Linked DNA regions of Homo sapiens: region 1 is linked to region 2. The links are chromatin loops, found by intact Hi-C in ENCODE. Cell type or tissue: CD14-positive monocyte. All regions are shown on one strand. Each heading gives the region's core, and the rest is flanking DNA. Links, peaks and the distances in the headings are about the cores only.

Region 1 (5,381 bases), core at 320-5,319, 160 kb after region 2:
AGAGTGTGGCCTGATCTCCAAAAGCTGTTAGCAAACCCCTGCTGCATTCATAAAGGTTTGGCTACCTTGTATATCTGGAGGAAGGATACAAGGATGGCAAAGAAAGTGGCATCTTGATAATCATCCTGGCACCGAAGTGCATGGAAAACAGTCTGGAAGGATGTACACCCAACAGGGAGGGGCCAAGGAGGGCTGCAGGGAAGCAAAGGAGACTTTATCACCACTTTGAAAAACTTCTGTACAGTTGGGACATTTCATTACCCATCATATATTATCCTCATTATTTTTTTTTTTTCCTTTTTTTGGCTAGTGCTGGCTAAATAACAGAAAATGAAGTAATTTGTTATTTACCAAGCATCATTTATGTGCCAGGTGATCAAAACAAATGTGGAATCTTGTATTTACAGTTATGATGTAAAGTAAACAATGAGCCGCAGTTGGCCAAGCAAAGAGCGATGGAAGTGAACAGTATCCCAGGCAGAAGGAGGAATATCAGCTGGTCCTGGGTGGGAAAGAGCTTAGCAGATTGGAGGAACAAAAATAGGCCAGTGCAGCTAGAGCACAGTGACTCAAGGAGCAGGGACAGAGATGAGGGTGGAGAGAAGCCTTGAGGCAGATCACATGGGTAGTTAAGGAAGGTTGTGTTCAGGGAGTTTGCGTTTCATTTTGAGTGTGCTGGGAACCATCAAAGGCTTTTAAGCAGGGAGCAACATGATCAGATTTACATTTTTTAGTAGATAACTCTGTCTTCTTGCTGTGTGGAGAATGTTGGAGGGCAAGACAGGAAGTGTTATCAGTTAAAGGATGCCCAGAAGAGGAATCTCATGATCCATGATTTTAAAAGAAAAATAAATAAAACAAAGGGCCCTGTTTCTTACCAGGAGGAGCCTGACATCCAAGGAGACAGGGGCAAAAGAATTAGGTATGTTACACCTAGCAGGCAGGACAGCACAGAAGTTGGTGGCTGAGGTCTATGGGTCCACGGTCATTGGCTGTGCTGCTTGCCGGTCAAGTGATGTGGACAGGTTGCTCAACCTTTCAAAGCATTGGTTTCTTCCTCTGAAAAGTAGAAGGTAATTATATCTACCTCTCAAGATTGCCAAGAATATGAATGAGCTACTGCATGTGTCATATATCATGCTTAGCTCTGTAATGTTACTTTATAACCATCACCGTCATCACCATCATCATCACCACCATCTTCATTATCATCACCATTATCACCACCACCATTATCATTATCACTATCATCATCATCTTCAACACCATCATTCATCATCGTTGCCACCACCATCATCACCACCACCATCTTCATTATCATCACCATTATCACCACCACTACAATCAACATCATAATCATCACCACCACCACCATTACCACTACCATCATCATCTTCTTCAACACCATCATCATCATCATCATTGCCACCACCATCATCACTACCACCATCTTCATTATCATCATGATTATCACCACCACCACCATCATCACCATCATAATCATCATCACCATCATCACCAGCACCATTATCATCACCACCACCACCACCACCATTACCACTACCATCATCATCATCTTCAACACCATCATCATCATCATCATCATTGCCACCACCATCATCACCACCATCATTGATCCTGCTCCTAGACTCCATCAAAGTCCAGAGTCCAGCATTCTACCCCAACTCACCTCTGAATAACTCTGGGATCTGAGTGGGCCTCCTATCCTCAGTCTCCATGCCCTCTGTCAGGCTGTTCTCACAACTGTGGGGCTCCTTGTTCAAAATGAAAATGTGGGACCTCTTTTTCAAAAAGCAGGAAAAAGGTATCATTGAAGTTACTAAAATACAGAGCTTTCTTCTTTCTTCCAGTCTCTCTCTCTCATCTTATCATGATATTTTTTATTTGCTATTTGATGCCATTCTAAGTACAGAAAAATTAAAATTTTTAATTACTAACACGAATTTTACCATTCATCATTATATTGCACAATACCAGTTTTAGATACAAATATAAGAACAATTTAACTCATATGTGAAATCAACAAAATTATAATTTGTATTTGATATTTTGTACACACAAGTATATTTTTGTCCTTGCTAGAACAGTAGAAATGCTGCACACACAAAAACTCAACTGTTTTCTGTTTTTATTTCACTCCTGGATAGAATCACATTCTACCAACACTCTCTGCCTTTGCCTTACTGATGGGTAAGGAAGAAGTGAAGCAAAAAGGAACTATGGCTGCCCAGTCTTCCCCTTTCCTTCTGTGTCATCACTTTCAGTGTAAGTGCTTGACTAACACAGGGAAGTGACATGAGTAAGAAAAGGCATGACAGGTTTCCTTGGTCGTTTGTGTTTCTTCCAACATCACTGCCTTTTTTCCGCATTCTAAGCAAGTTCTGGTTTGAATGGAAAGCGTGGCCTGTCAATGCTGTCTATGCCCTTGCTCACTCAGCTGTGCATGCAACACGTATCCCTTGTACTCACTTTGAGTCACACTTCCATGCATCATGGTTTCCCTGGAATGCTATGCTCATGGGGCATCAAGAACACCACATGCTGACAAGGCAGCAAGGAACAGCAGGCATGTCTATTGCATGAATCTCCAGCTCATGTGCCCACTCCATGGTCCCATTAGACTTCACCTGCAAAACACCAGTTCAAAGATAAAATTATTAAAATTTCAAGATGATGGCAGAAGAGCATTAACCCAAGAAGCTCAGGGCCTGATCACAGGGCCCTTTGCAACTGCACAGGCCTCAGGCCCATGAGGCTGGCCCTGGCTCTCCTGGAAAATGGGCACAGTTTCCAGTTTGTCCATCTCACAGGGTTGTGGGAGGCCTATACACAAGCCAGCAAGTGGAAACCCTTTGCAAACAGTAACTGTGACCGTAACCATAACCGTAACTGGACCAACATGCAGCTGCCACACTCCCCCGAGTGTGGCATGGTATGCAGAGCAAGCATACCACACCAGGCATAGCGAGCGCCAGCCGCAGCCAGCACCAGCAGGGAGCTGGGCAGCGGTGAGCTGATTCGAATTCCAGATGAGCGTGAATGACACAAAATCCGTTTTACTTGCAAATTCTGAACCGTGCGCAGGAACCCAGCAAGCTCTGCATCACAACATGTTTCTCCAAGCAGCCGTTGGGCTGTAAAACGGACGATCGCTGTTTGCAGTCAAGCTCTGTTATGCTGGGCAAGTCAAAGCCAGTTCCCTTCTGCCAGGGCTCAGCAGAGGTGTGACCCCCTCGTAAAGCCTTGCCTGTGTCTGGGGAAGGTGTCAGGAATCACCACACATTCCCCGTTTGGAAAGCGATTCTGCAACATGGAAGTCTGGGCTGTTCTGAGGCTCTGTCCAGCTCAACAGGCAAAACAGAAGGGGAAGCTCCCAAGATCCAGAGACCTCGCTCTCCACCCACAGTCATGGAACCCGGGTCCATCGGTGATGCTGAGGGAGCCCCAAGCCCTGGGTGAGCTTCCTCAACTCTAGAGTTGAAGCAAGAACACCACAAGGGCACCACAAACGCTTCCCGTCCATGACTGTTCTCATGCTCACATCCACCGTGACACGCGGGCATCACAGCCCCACTTAACATCGCTGCACCTGAGGCTTAGCAAAGTTAAGTGACAAAAACTGTGATTGTCCCAGTGGCACATGACAAAATGGAGGCTTTGAGAGGTTAAGCAGTTTGCCCGAGGTCACCAGCAGGGCCAAGGGCCACACCGAAGTCTGGGTAATGCCTAGGTCCACGCTCCGACTCAGGGCACAAGAGCTAAGAAGAAACGAGCTCACACATGTGACAGGGCATCACGACCTTCACTGGAGCACAGTGTGGGTGGCACCAGTTGCCCTAAACACAGAGGGCGTCTCCTGGGCCATTGTCAGGGGAGAAAGAGGGTGGCACTTGGGTGAGGAATTCCAGCCTATCTGCCTCCAGGGCTCCTTGGAGCCTGGCCCAGAGTTGAAGAGGCATTTTTCCCTCCACCCTGCCCAGCTCTCCCCTACCCCCTCCATATACACACATGCACACACACACAAACACAAACACACATGCACATGCACACACACATGCACACGCGTGCTCTATATGTGTGATGGCCCTTCACCAACCTCCCCCCTTCCTCTCCCTTCAGCCCGCAAGTCTTCTCCATTCTCCCACCCAGGCTTCCGTAAGCCTCCCTGCCCTTTTCCTCACAATGCCACGGTCTGGCTGCAGAATCACCAGGGTCCTAATTCCAGCACGGGCTTTATGCCCCCAGCTCTGAGCCCCAGACCCCCATCTGATGATGATGGGCCTCCCTGCAGCAGAGGGTGGTGTGTGGGGTGTGTGTGTGTGTGTGTGTGTGTGTGCATGCGTGCATGCATTTGTGTGTGTGTGTGAGAGTGCCTGGCAGGTGGGGCCTCACTGGCCTGCCTTTTCCTTGCCTGTTCACACCAGTGTAAAACCAACCAGGCAACAGGCACTGCCCACATCAGAGAGCTCTCAGGACTCCCACTCTGAGCAGAAGGCTCTGGGGGAAACACTAGAATTTAGTAGGAATTCTAGGGGGAAAGTGGAGAAAATGTGTAAGTACATAAACGATAGAATAGCATTCCCGGGTGCTGAAGGAATCAACAAATGTTCAGGTTGTTAAGGCCCCCCCGGTACCAAACTGCATCTGCCCTAAAGGCGACGAAACTCCCACCAACTCCAAATGTTCATCACCCACCGCTTCTCTCTTCATAAATATGGCAACCAAACCAGGTAATGAAGGACACCAACCATGTGGAAGGTAAGAACAAACAAACAGAATGCAAAGAACAGAAAGGAACTTTTAAAAGGTTAGTGCCTTTGGAGAAAGTCAAGAAGGTATTGTGTCCCTAAAAAGAAAACAGGCTCTGCTTAAAATGGAGCAATGAGAAAGCCAGAAAGAATTCTCAGAAATAAAACTGCTAAAAGAAAAAGTTCATGAAAAAAGACATACAGTTGAAGAAATCTCTCAGAATATATATCAATAAAACAAAGAGAAAAATACAAGAGAAATCACCTGAGATATATAAGCTCAATCTATGAAGTTCTATATTAATTTACTAGGAATTATAAAAAAAAATTAAATGGAGAAAATGTAGAAATTATACAAATGAGAGTATAGCATCTCTCAAGTGCTGCAGGAATCTACAAATCTTCTGGTTGACAGGACCTTCTAGATACCAAGCAGAATAGATGAAGAAAGACCCGCCTCCAGATAAACTGTCATGAAAACTGGAACTCCAAGGACAAGGAGAATATTTTAAAGGCTTCCAGATGGGAAAAACAGATTATTAGCAAAGGAATGACAATCATGTTGGTGTGTGACTTCTCATCAGCAACGTTGAAAACCAGAAGACTAGAGCA
Region 2 (5,381 bases), core at 246-5,245:
TTTAAATCAAGCAGGAGGCCTTTCTAAGCCCAGAGCCCTGTGCCCACCCATAAAGCTGGCCATGCTTGGGTCCCCTGGGGTGAGGACTGGTTGAAGGAGTGGACACCAAACTGTCTTATGACCTTTAGAGAAATCATGTAAAGTTCATGCCTACTTGGTGGGCGCATGACCAGCATCAATTTCATGCAAGGGTTGGGAGGTTGGGGACCAGTTAGTAACACTGAGTCATTTCATATAACTCACTGGGTGCACTTTGCAATTTTAAAAATGTAAGCTCCTGAAAGCTTTTAATTTTCCCATTTACTTTTGGCTGTGGATTTTGCCTCAGCTGAAATGCAAAAGCCTGAGGATTATCTATTTAAAGCTATCGTCCAAGCTTTACAGTAGGCAAATGCTGTGTCCAGTGTGGAGGTTTACAGATGACAGTTTAAAGAAAAGTCTCGGTTCTGATGCAGCTGTCTTTGGTTAGCACATTGGAAAGTGTGCTTACCCTCGGAAAGAAACCTCTGGGGGCTAAGAAGTAAGTGGTTTCTGCTTCTGGGGTTTTGTTCAGAAACCCAGAAAGGCATAAATAGCATCGTTCCAGAAACATTCCTGCCTGGCCCTTTGATCTTGGCCTGGCAGCCATTGCAGGGTGTGCCGCCCACCCACCCTTTGTGGGCTCAGTCAGTACAGGGTTACGTGCAGCCCTTCAGAGCTGGGGTGGCCATAAAACCAACTAGTGCAACTCCTCAAATCATAGCAGAGGCCCAAGAGGGCAGGTGCCTTGCCTAAAGGCACAGCAAATCAGTTGCAGAGCTGGGGGTCTTCCTCCTTCAACCTCTGCCCCTTGGCCATCCCCCAACTCAACTGATTATCTGCTGAAACATGAAGTTGGCAGGTTTTTGTTGTTGTTATTGTGTTTTACCAAGGCACTGATCACCTGAACTTCTTGCTCGGCCAGTCTTTATTCCCAGCCACTGACACTAGAGATATGCTCAGGTAAGGCCACCAGAGGCCGGGGTCGAGGGATAGGGAGATGAAGGAGTCGTTACTTCCTCTTTCTGATCTCCTTTCCATAGACTCACCCAGTGAGAAACCTAAAACAGCAGCAACTTGTGAGTCAGGGATGTGTGTCTCATCCAAGCCTCCACCCAGGTCTCGAGGCCCTGCCCCAGCATCCCTGTCTACCAGCTGCCCATCCTGCTTGGATACAGCCAGTAACAGGGAGCCCACTCCCACAGTGGGGCTCAGGCCACCGCCCTCAGCTCTGTCCCCACACATCCCCTGTCAGTGTCACAGAGACCATAACTGAGTCATCCTTTTAGAGGTCCCTCTCTAGGAGAGCGTGAACTTGAGGAACTGAGGAAGATGGCACCATGCCCTCTTCACGGCTTTATCCTAACTCCTGGTTCAGAGATGTTGCTTACAACAGAATACCTGAAACTGGGGGATTTATAAAGAAAAGGAATTTATTTCTTACAGTTTTGGAAGCTGAGAAGTCCAAGATTGAGGGGCTGCATCTGGTGAAGTTCTTCTGGCTAGTGGGGACTCTCTGCAGGGTCCTGAGGCAGCCCAGGGCCTCACATGGGCTGAGCACGCCAGCTCAGGTCTGTCCTCCTCTTCTTAAAAAGCCACCAGTTCCACTCCCACAGTAACCCATTAATCCATTCACCCATAATCCATGGATAGATGAATCCATTCATGAAGGCAGAGCCCTCATGACCCATTCGCCTCTTAAAGGGCCCATCTCTCAATATTGCCACATTGAAGATTAAGATTCAACATGAGTTTGGAGGGGACAAATATTCAAATCATAGCAGTTGCATCACACACATTTCACTAACAAATAGTTATTGCTGTTTCCCCCAACCTCCAGTCCTCATTTGTCACGTCTCTGGGCCTCAGAGAACATTCGATTTTCCACAGGAAAGTTCACGGAGCATTGCAAGAGCGTTTGGTGGCCCTCTGAGTCATCTCTTCTCCTCACGGGACATCCCAGCATCTTCATGGATCCTCAGAGGCACGGGGGGCCACCCTGACCACCCTCCTCAGAGTGAACCTCTGTCTATGTGTCCTTCTTCATATGTGGTGGCCAGAAACCAGATCATGTGCACAGAACAGACAGGCTCTGGTACCATTGTGTGTGTGTGTGCCTGTGTGTATCTATGTCTGTGTGTCTTTGAATGTGCCCATATATGGGAGTTTGTGTGTGTGTCTTGGTGACTATGTAAGACTGCATGTGTGAATGTGAGAATGTGTGAGTCTGTGTATTAAGTGTGTGTATGTATGTGTGTGAGTTTTTATAAATATATGAGAGTGGGTATGTCTGTGTGGATGTGTCTGTGTTTGTATGAATGTGTTTGAGCACGTGTGTGTGTCTATGTGTCTGTGTGAGTATGTGTGAGAGAATGTGTAAGAGTGTGTCTGTATGTCTATGTGGTGTGTATGTTTGTGTGTCTTTATGCAAGAGTCTGTGTGTGTGGATGTGGATGTATGAGAATATGAGTCTGTATGAATGTGACTGGCTGTGTGTTGTGTGTGCACATCTGGTTGCCTGTTGGTCTCTGAGTCCTCTCCCAATGTCCCTCAGAGGGAAGACTGATGGGGCCACTCTATGGACGGCCCGTGTGAGGAGACCCCTCAGCAGCCCTGAGTGAGGGCCTGGCACCCGGGAAGTGCTCGGCAGCTGTGAGCCATTACCGTATCAAGATTTGTGTGTATTTAGTGACAAAGGCCCCTGTTGCGTTTCTATTTCCTGCAGGAAGAGTGATTGCAAAGTGGGGACCTGGAGGCAGCCAGCGGGGAGTCCTGAGAAGTACAAGACCCAGAGGTCTATTCAGAGAGAAACCAAACAGTCCAGAGACGTGGTGGCCACATTCCCCTCAGCACTGTGAGAAACAACTCTGTTTTACAGATGGAGAGAGGAAATGGAATCCCGGCACATGGAGTGAGGGCAGAAATAAAGATACATCACCCCGCCCTTCAGAAATCAGGGGAAGGGTGGTGCCAGGGAGTCCTTTCAAAGGCCTGGGATCACCACATGCAGGCAGGACCATGCCACATCTCCCCGCCTTTGGGTGGTCTCGACAATGCTACAGGGCCTATGTTACAGACGCAGAAAGCTCAGAGGGGTTAAATGACAACTCGGTCACACAGAGCTCCATCAGCAGTGCAGCCGGAACTCACACCCAGGTCTGCTGACTCCAGGACCAGTGTTCTGGGCCCCAGAAGCCCCCGTGGGACTTCCTGTGCACACTACCCAACAAAATGAAAACATCCTCAGCTGTCCCTGTGTGTGAGGCAATTCACATCCTGCTGCCAAGTGTTGCCACCAAATCTCTCTAAATTGGGCAATTAGCAGCATGATTTGTGAAATGAGGAACAGGATATGCTTTGACCCCTTGAACTTCTTCCCCACTGAACTCTCCAGTTCTAGCTGAGCTTTTAGTTTTAAACGTGGGAGTGGGGTGGGGCAGGAGAAATTTCCTTAAACCAGCGTTTCTGCCAATAGCCACTTCCTGGGGAACCATCTCTACCTGGATGGTTGAGGTTTCAAAACTAGATTCCAGCAAAATGAAGACAAGGCAAACTATGAACTGGAAAAAGTCAGTAGACCACTCACCGCCAAGGGTTGAGAGTCTTAATAGAAAAGTGTGCTTAGAAGATGACAAGCAGGAAAGCAGGCCAAGCGTATGAGTGGGCGACCTCCAGTGAAGAGATGCGAATGGTCATCCGCACAGGGAAAAAATATCAGCCTCACAATTGCTACATAGAGCATGTGGGAGCCCATGGATTCGGACAGAGCTCCCACACAAGGCCCAAGGCCTCACCAAGATGAAGTTACATGTCACCCAACTGAAGTTATCTGACACGCTGAGAAATTGGGAGAGAGACAATAGCCAAATTCCCAAACAGTCCAGTTTTAGCCAGCATCAGGGAAGTCCTGTCTGCTTTAACCCTATAAGGAAAGTCACCACAAAGTGATCAAACTGTTCTTTGTTTCTGTTTCTTTAGCCCTTTTCTGCCTGTAAAGTCTGCCTCCTCTGTTCCACCCATAGGAGCTCCTTCCTATTACAAGAATGGGATGCTTCCCCGTTCATGAACCACAAATAAAAGCCAATTTGATCTTTAAACAAAATTTGTTGAAATTTTGTTAACACCATTAAAAAAAAAAAAAAGGCAAATTAAAACAGTAGGATGTCATTTTTCTCCTAATAGATCAACAAAGATAAGACCTAGCCCAGTGAGGAAGCGAAGAAATGAGATCTCCCTAGATTAATGCTGGGGTTGAAATTGGCACAGTCTTTCTGAAAGGCCTTTAAGATGTGGGTAAATTTGACCCTGTAACTATTTTTAGACTTTATCCTGAGGGAATTGGTCAAGATGTAGGTGGAGATGAATATACAAAGATATTTATTGTGTTGTTACCTATAATATTGGGAAATCTGGAAAAAATACCCTAAATGTCCACTAATAAATTACTACTCAGGAAAATTACAGTAAACCCATATGAAGCGATACAACGCCACTGTTAGTCATTCCATGGCAGTGGAATCTTTGACTCCAAGTCCAGTGTCCTCCCACAAAGAGAGGCTGCCTCTCAAGTCTGTCCAGAAAGTGCCTCCACCTTCCAATGGCTGTGAACAGCTGGGGAAGTGTCAGTGGCTAACTCCCATGAAATGGTGAACATGAGGTTCAGGGCTGGGAAGAAGAGCAGGGGATGTGGGCCAGAATGTTTCACTAGCATCCAATTTGAAGCCACATGTTTCCAAATATGAGGCTAATTAAATAACTCCATCATGTACTTGCATATTTTACCCTTGTTTACTTCATTGTCAACCCCACCCCGCCATTCTGAATAGGTTTTATGGCCCATGTGGAGAATAGTGTGAAGAGAGGCCAAAAGTCTTGATTCTCTGACACCTATCAGCTGTGTGATCGTGGACCACTCAGAACCCAGGCACCTCCTCTGAAATAGCCCCTGGCTAAGGGCCTGGTCTATGCAGGTGTTCACCAAGTGGCTGACATTGCTAGTGGCTGGTTTCCCCCTCTACTTTCTTCCCTAGCAGCCCTCTGACTCTTGGGGGCTCCATGATTTTCAGCAGCAATAGCATCCCAGAAAGCTGGGGGAGAGAAGTTTTAAAAGTCCAGGGAAGTTCGGGTAAGCAAAGACCACCCTTTTCCTCCAGCCAGTGGGGCTCCCTGCTCTTTGAGAGTTCTAAGCACTTGCATGCTGTGCTACCTTGTAGTAGGGGCTGCTGGTGCCTCTCCCAGGTCTCCTCTCTCTACCTGCTTTTGCAGGCAGCACCTGGAAGCTGTGAGGCTGGCCTGCTAACAGCTCACAGCCTTCCCCACCTCCAGAGAGGTGAAGCTTTACCTGGGAGGCTATGCCCACTCAT

The links. Hi-C counts contacts between places; a loop is a spot of excess contacts. Peaks named below come from ENCODE experiments on the same cell type or tissue, not always from the same donor. Only the 100,000 strongest peaks of a DNase experiment are listed, where the experiment ranks them.
Region 1: it touches region 2 in a loop (1.8-fold over the local background); 1 of 110 quality-filtered maps calls a loop at or near these places.

The regions. Positions count from the first base shown.
Region 1 is chr10:124,304,730-124,310,110 of GRCh38, forward strand. It overlaps LOC107984184 (a long non-coding RNA gene), which reads right to left and starts at 2,642. Exons shown (of 4, transcript XR_001747310.1): 1 at 2,491-2,642; 2 at 1,691-1,802; 3 at 879-1,059; 4 at 1-192. RefSeq lists an enhancer at 2,813-3,800. In CD14-positive monocyte, for the core only: no CTCF peak of the experiment used is centred there; DNase peaks (open chromatin) are centred at 592 and 2,332; H3K27ac peaks cover 3,250 bases.
Region 2 is chr10:124,142,009-124,147,389 of GRCh38, forward strand. The region is part of intron 1 of LOC105378536 (a long non-coding RNA gene); the gene reads right to left. Among named protein-coding and RNA genes, the nearest start is that of CHST15, 51 kb to the left of the region's middle. In CD14-positive monocyte, for the core only: no CTCF peak of the experiment used is centred there; DNase peaks (open chromatin) are centred at 1,143, 1,943 and 3,293; H3K4me3 peaks cover 2,450 bases; H3K27ac peaks cover 4,819 bases.